2 separate regions of the Homo sapiens genome follow, and region 1 is linked to region 2. Evidence: chromatin contacts called from ENCODE Hi-C or POLR2A ChIA-PET data. All regions are on one chromosome and are shown on one strand. The core of a region is the stretch at or near the end of the contact, and the rest is flanking DNA. Distances in the headings are between cores, read along the strand shown.

Region 1 (2,700 bases), core at 71-2,570, 3.0 Mb after region 2:
ATAACCAATTGGCTGTTTGAATGTTTGTTATTGGTGGAAGCTCTTTTGTTTTGTTTTGAAGTTCTTTTGTTTTATTTCTGTAAGTCAATTACAGGAAATGACTCCAAGTTAAGTTTCAGTTTGCTTAACTAAGAGCTTCTGGTACAAACTATCTCTGTCTAATGGCCCCTTATTTGCTTTAAAAGAATGATGTTACATGTTACAAAAGGATCCACCAGGAGCCTTTCTGTTATAATCACGTGCATTGGGGTTGATTGAAGAAGTCCAAGAAAAGAATGCCTAAGAAGACAAATCTTTTGTGAACTTCACTTACACAAGGTTAACAAAATGCAGACCCTTTTCCACTATATTAGCAGTTTGCCTCCCTCACCCCTGCTGAGTCCTAGCAAAATGACACAATGATTGAGATTATTGCCAAGCCAAAGCGTGAGCTGTGAAGGAAAATCTCCAGCCTCTGCCTAGAAATGAAGCACAGTTCGAATGTCCTTCTCTAACTCTAAACTGCAGCTAATTGCACTGTAGAGCAGTGGCTTTCAGCGCACAGTCCCAGGACAGGCAGCATCACTGTCAGTTGCGTCACCTGAATACATCACCTGAAATTCTCAGACCCTAACCCCAAACTACTGAATCAGAATCTCTAGGGTTGGGCCCAACAACTTGAGCTTTAACAATCTCCCCTAGAAGATTCTGAGATGAGAAGTCTTCCTATTGAAGGTTTTTCTCAATTGAAGGATTCATGGTCTCACGGGCTTCAAGGAATGAAGCCCTGGACCACAGCGGCTAATGTTATAGCTCGATTAGAGAAACGCGCAGACCCAAAGAGTGTGCTGCGGCAAGATTTATTAAAGCGAAAGTGAAAGTAAAGCAAAAGCGAAAGTAAAGCAAAAGCGGAAGTAAAGCAAAAGCGAAAGTAAAGCAAAAGAGAAAGTAAAGCTTCCATGGGGATCCGGAATGGCTGCCGTTTCTGGCTTGGGTGTCTTAGGCTTATGTCCCCTTATGACTCCTCCCCTTTTCCTTTTCCTGTCCTGTAGGATTAGCTTATTTTCTATCCGCTTGTGGGTTGGTGGGCCTGCTTGGTTAAAAACATCAGGCTGCAGCTAGAGCTTAAACTCCCTATATGATTGGTTGAAGTTTCAATGCCTTAGTTTGCAGCTGTGACTCATTTTGGCTTAGAAGAAAGTCCCCTTTGATTGCTTGAAATTTCAATCCCTTAGCTTGCAGCTATGACTCATTTTGGTTTAGGGGAAAGTCCCCTTTCATTGGTTGAAGTTTTAATCCCTTCGCTTGCAGCTATGACTCATTTTGGCTTAGGGGAAAGTCCCTGTTGATTGGGTGAAGTTTCAATCCCGTACCTTGCAGCTATGACTCATTTTGGCTTAGGGGAAAGTCCCCCTGGGGAAGTCCCTGTTGACCCAGGAAGTCCAGCCAACTTAGCCACTTAGTCCCTCAATTCTGATATATGTCAAAGGTTGATCCTACTTTTCTAGACTCTAGAATCTAGAATATTGTTATTTTTTCAACAAGGTCCTGAAATACAAGTCAACTAAAGAAATTTGAATATTAGCAAGAAAAGAGCAGGATTAAATGGATGTTCTAAACTTGTTGAATGAGTGTGCTTCTTATCACACAGGGCATCTGCAAAAGTTTGTTCTCTTTGCTGATTTAAGAAAATCATTCAAATAATTCTGAATTTCATCACTTCTGTTTGCACACATTTGGCTTTACTGCACACCAGTAGCTCAGATTTTCCAGGATGGGAAGATGAAAGATTGGAGACTTAGCCTCAAGAAACTCTTAGTTTGATGTTGAGAGGCAGATGCTGAAGAGAGGAGGCAAAAGACCTAGACAATAATAATTAAATTACAGCAAAATGCCAGCAATAATGGAAATGCCATTAAGGGAGGAGGTGAGAAAAATAAAGTGGCTAATCCTGTTGAGAAGCAGTTCACAGAGGCTTCTCAGAAGAGTTGGCACCTGGTCAGTAAAGAATAATAAGTAGAAGTAAAGTCAACAACATTGGGGGTGGGGGGTGGGGGTTCATTTCAGAAACACGGTAGGCAAAGGAATAAAATTTTAAAACTGGCATTTGAGAGGTAGAGGAAGTAATGTTTCCAGAGAGGAGGCCACAGACTTTTATGGGCTCAAATAACAAAGGCTTTTCCCACCACGCTTATAAGGTTATGCTGAACATGGTAAAAATGCTTCCTTCCTGGACAGGATACTCTGCTGTTCTTATTCCCCTCCTGGGCATATGTCCTAACTAATTTATTCAACACTACCCTTATTGGAGGTTAGTTGTGCATTGAAAGGTGACAGGTTGTTGACCCTGAGGATCCTTAGCAATTAGCAGAAACTCAGTAATCTCAATTCCTCTTGAGTGTCTCTTGATTTCACAGACCAGGAAAGGGCTGAACTCTATTTTCTATATTTCCATAAATGCTTTCTACAGGGCTCTCTTCCAGGTGGTATTGTGGATGGAGTCTGAAGGAGAAGACAAGTTCCAGATAAACCTGACCTTACCTTTTTAGAAAGAGATGGGTGAAAAGAGATGGGGGCACAGAGGTGACTATCCAGACCAGCCCTATGCACTAATAAAAAAATTTTCAAGTAGCTCGGTTTATTCTTCTCTTATTGTTCTTGTAGGGAAGGCATTTAAAATTTTATCTTTGCCATTATCTCACATCTTAACCTTCAGGAAAG
Region 2 (2,700 bases), core at 61-2,560:
CGGTTTTTTTGGCTTTTTCTTTATTTTTAATGTTCAAACATTTCAAAAAATGCATTCATATATCCAAGAAATACTGAGCATCAAGCTGAAGGAAAGCCCTTTATCAATATTGATCCTGTATAAACTACTAGTGGTGTATGCTATGGAAAATACCTTAAATGAGTGTATAAAGTATCATACAAAGGTACAAGGTGGTTGTTGACATATTACTTTTACCACCACCACCACAAACTAAAAAGTAAAGTATTTGTCAGCGAATAAGGGACTTCTGAAAATAAAATGAAATGATCATTCAAAGGTACATCAGACAACTGAGAAAATTTATCTATCACTTACTGCAGGCCTTTGACCGACACATATTTGTTGAATATTAATTGAACATACACAAGAAATGTTTATTAATTATGGATGATGCTATGGTCAATAATTTGTGATAGCTTTGACAACACTCCTACATGACCACCTTAAAAGGGACATAATTTCCAACTCTGTCTTGTGCATCCCTCGTCATTATACCAGTTCTATTATCCTCATCTCAAGATATCACGCCCTTGACCTTTACTTCAGCCGTGGTGCCCCAACGTTTTCCTGCAAAGACTCTTTTCTCCTATCTTCTTGGTACCTTTGAAACTGGAACCCTCATCTTCGACTTACTCCCAACTTCCCTGACTAAACACTGCCATACTACCCAAAGATTCACTCTAGGCCTCTATCACCTCCCGTGCTAATACACCATGTGCTCATCTTATTCTCAACTATCGCATCTGCCTGTGTCTACCTCTCCATAATTTCTGAAGCCTTCATTCCACCCTACAAGCCCCGTTCCAAAATAAAGATCGTCCTCTTACTTACGACGAGACTTGATTTCTTAATTTACAATGAAATAGTAATAAACTCTCAAAAGGCTGAACAGCAAAAACTTTAAAGACTGTAAAATACAGCGGAACTTAAGGGCTATTCCTACTGCTGTGCTTCTCACGGAGACCACGTATTAAATCCTTTTCCAAAAGAGCCCCTCTCCACGATCCACTCTCTCGCGCCTCCCTGGCTACAGCCCTCACAGCCGCCCCCAATCTGGGCCTTGAGACGAGTCACGTACTTTCTGCCTCTCACTCCCAACAGGCCCCTGCCCCCACGTCCCTACGCCCCAGCAATCCCACTCCCTGTCCCGAGTGTTCTCTTACATCTTAAGCTGGACGTTGATATCCAGGTCACAACTATAGATGTAGTGAAACTTCTCTGCTTCCCCCATCGCACCGTCTGCAAAGGTACCACCTACAGCGGGAACTTAGGTACAGGAAAAACAACATAAATGAACCAGCTGAGCCCCACAACACGGAACTTCCGGTTCCGCCCCCGCCAGCAAGCCGCCAATCCACGCCCGGAGCGAGTTCCGACGCGGCGGAACTCCCCGCCGAAACAACCCTTCCGCGCATGTGCACAAGGCGCCCACCATCTTGCTTAAGGGCAAATGTATACGGGAAACGGCTAATCTGGTTACATTCCAGTTTTCCTGTCTTGACAGCACTTTTTTTTTTTTTTAAAGAAAAAGAGACGCTATCATTTGAGCTTGAGCTGTACCTAAAACAATACGAAAGAAAATTCAATTCAAAAAGAATTATAACAGCTTTCACTGGCTGCCGGCTAAACAGGTTACAAGCACAAAAATTGGAATTTTGCCAGGTTTAAATTCCAGTGGCCTTCCCAAAAAGTGTAGCACTAATTTGCTATCTCAAGCAAGGATTTTCTCTTTCTGCTCTAAAGAGTAGGGAAAGGACTAAATAGAGAATAAATAAATCTGGGTTTCATGTTTGGTGTTGTCAGTATTCATGCTACTTTGGACATAATACTTGCGTGCATGTTTAAACTGGGAATATTCAAATTCAATGTAGTTTCAAGCCCTAACCCAAGTTAGAATCTAGAGGCCTCCTGTAATAACTACAGAACACAGATCTCTAAACCCTCTGAGCTCCTATAATGTTTGTTTTTATAATTATTATAATCTAAAATTGTAATACTCCCTTCCAATTAGATTGAAAACTCTTGGAAGGTAAGACCAGTGTGCCATTTACTTCCGTGTCTTGCCCCGCTAGCTGTCTAATGCATTGCTGAGTTTAATACTTCCTACTTACTGGTTATTAATGATGATATTGAATGAAAGTCTCCATTTTCTATGCCTTTATTTCTTTTTTTTTTTTTTTTTTGAGATGGAGTTTTGCTATTGTCGCCCAGGCTGGCACCATCTCGGCTCACTGCAACCTCCATCTCCTGGGTTCAAGCGATTCTCCTGCATCAGCCTCCCAAGTAGCTGGGATTACAGGCACCCGCCACCCAGTCAGGCTAATTTTTGTATTTTTAATAGAGATGGGGTTTCACCATGTTGGCCAGTCGGGTCTCAAACTCCTAACCTCCAGTGATCTGCCTGCCCTGGCCTCCCAAACTGCTATGTCATTTCTTTTTTTTTTTTTTTTTTTTTTTTTGAGACAGAGTCGCTCTGTTGCCCAGGCTGGAGTGCCCGTCTCTCTGTTGCCCAGGCTGGAGTGCAGTGGCGCGATCTCGGCTCACTGCAAGCTTCACCTCCCAGGTTCATGCCATTCTCCTGCCTCAGCCCCCCAAGTAGCTGGGACTTCAGGTGCCCGCCGTCACGCGCGGCTAATTTTTTGTATTTTTTAGTAGAGTCAGGGTTTCACCGTGTTAGCC

Evidence for each region. Hi-C counts contacts between places; a loop is a spot of excess contacts on that map. ChIA-PET counts read pairs that join two places held with the same protein, here RNA polymerase II (POLR2A). Pooled maps may share reads with other maps.
Region 1: a loop to region 2 is called in a map of CD8-positive, alpha-beta T cell, with 7 times the contacts of the local background. The contact joins the enhancer-like site here to the promoter of PIK3C3 in region 2. A Hi-C loop is called at or near these places in 3 of 168 maps with a recorded cell type or tissue (CD4-positive, alpha-beta memory T cell, CD8-positive, alpha-beta T cell and lower leg skin) and 13 of 50 pooled maps. POLR2A ChIA-PET finds 5 or more read pairs at or near these places in 1 of 52 experiments (activated T-cell).

Annotation. Positions count from the first base shown.
Region 1 is chr18:38,939,616-38,942,315 of GRCh38, reverse strand. No RefSeq gene overlaps it. Among named protein-coding and RNA genes, the nearest start is that of MIR924, 680 kb to the left of the region's middle. RefSeq lists enhancers at 828-1,017, 1,068-1,477, 728-1,927. Within about 2 kb of position 1,320, at least 8 of the 41 ENCODE cell types and tissues checked have a DNase peak (open chromatin) inside an H3K27ac peak, as active enhancers do; they include CD8-positive, alpha-beta T cell, where a contact is called at or near this core.
Region 2 is chr18:41,953,844-41,956,543 of GRCh38, reverse strand. PIK3C3 (phosphatidylinositol 3-kinase catalytic subunit type 3) reads right to left here and starts at 1,310. Exons shown (of 25, transcript NM_002647.4): 1 at 1,185-1,310. The coding sequence starts at 1,252. RefSeq lists an enhancer at 1,353-1,532.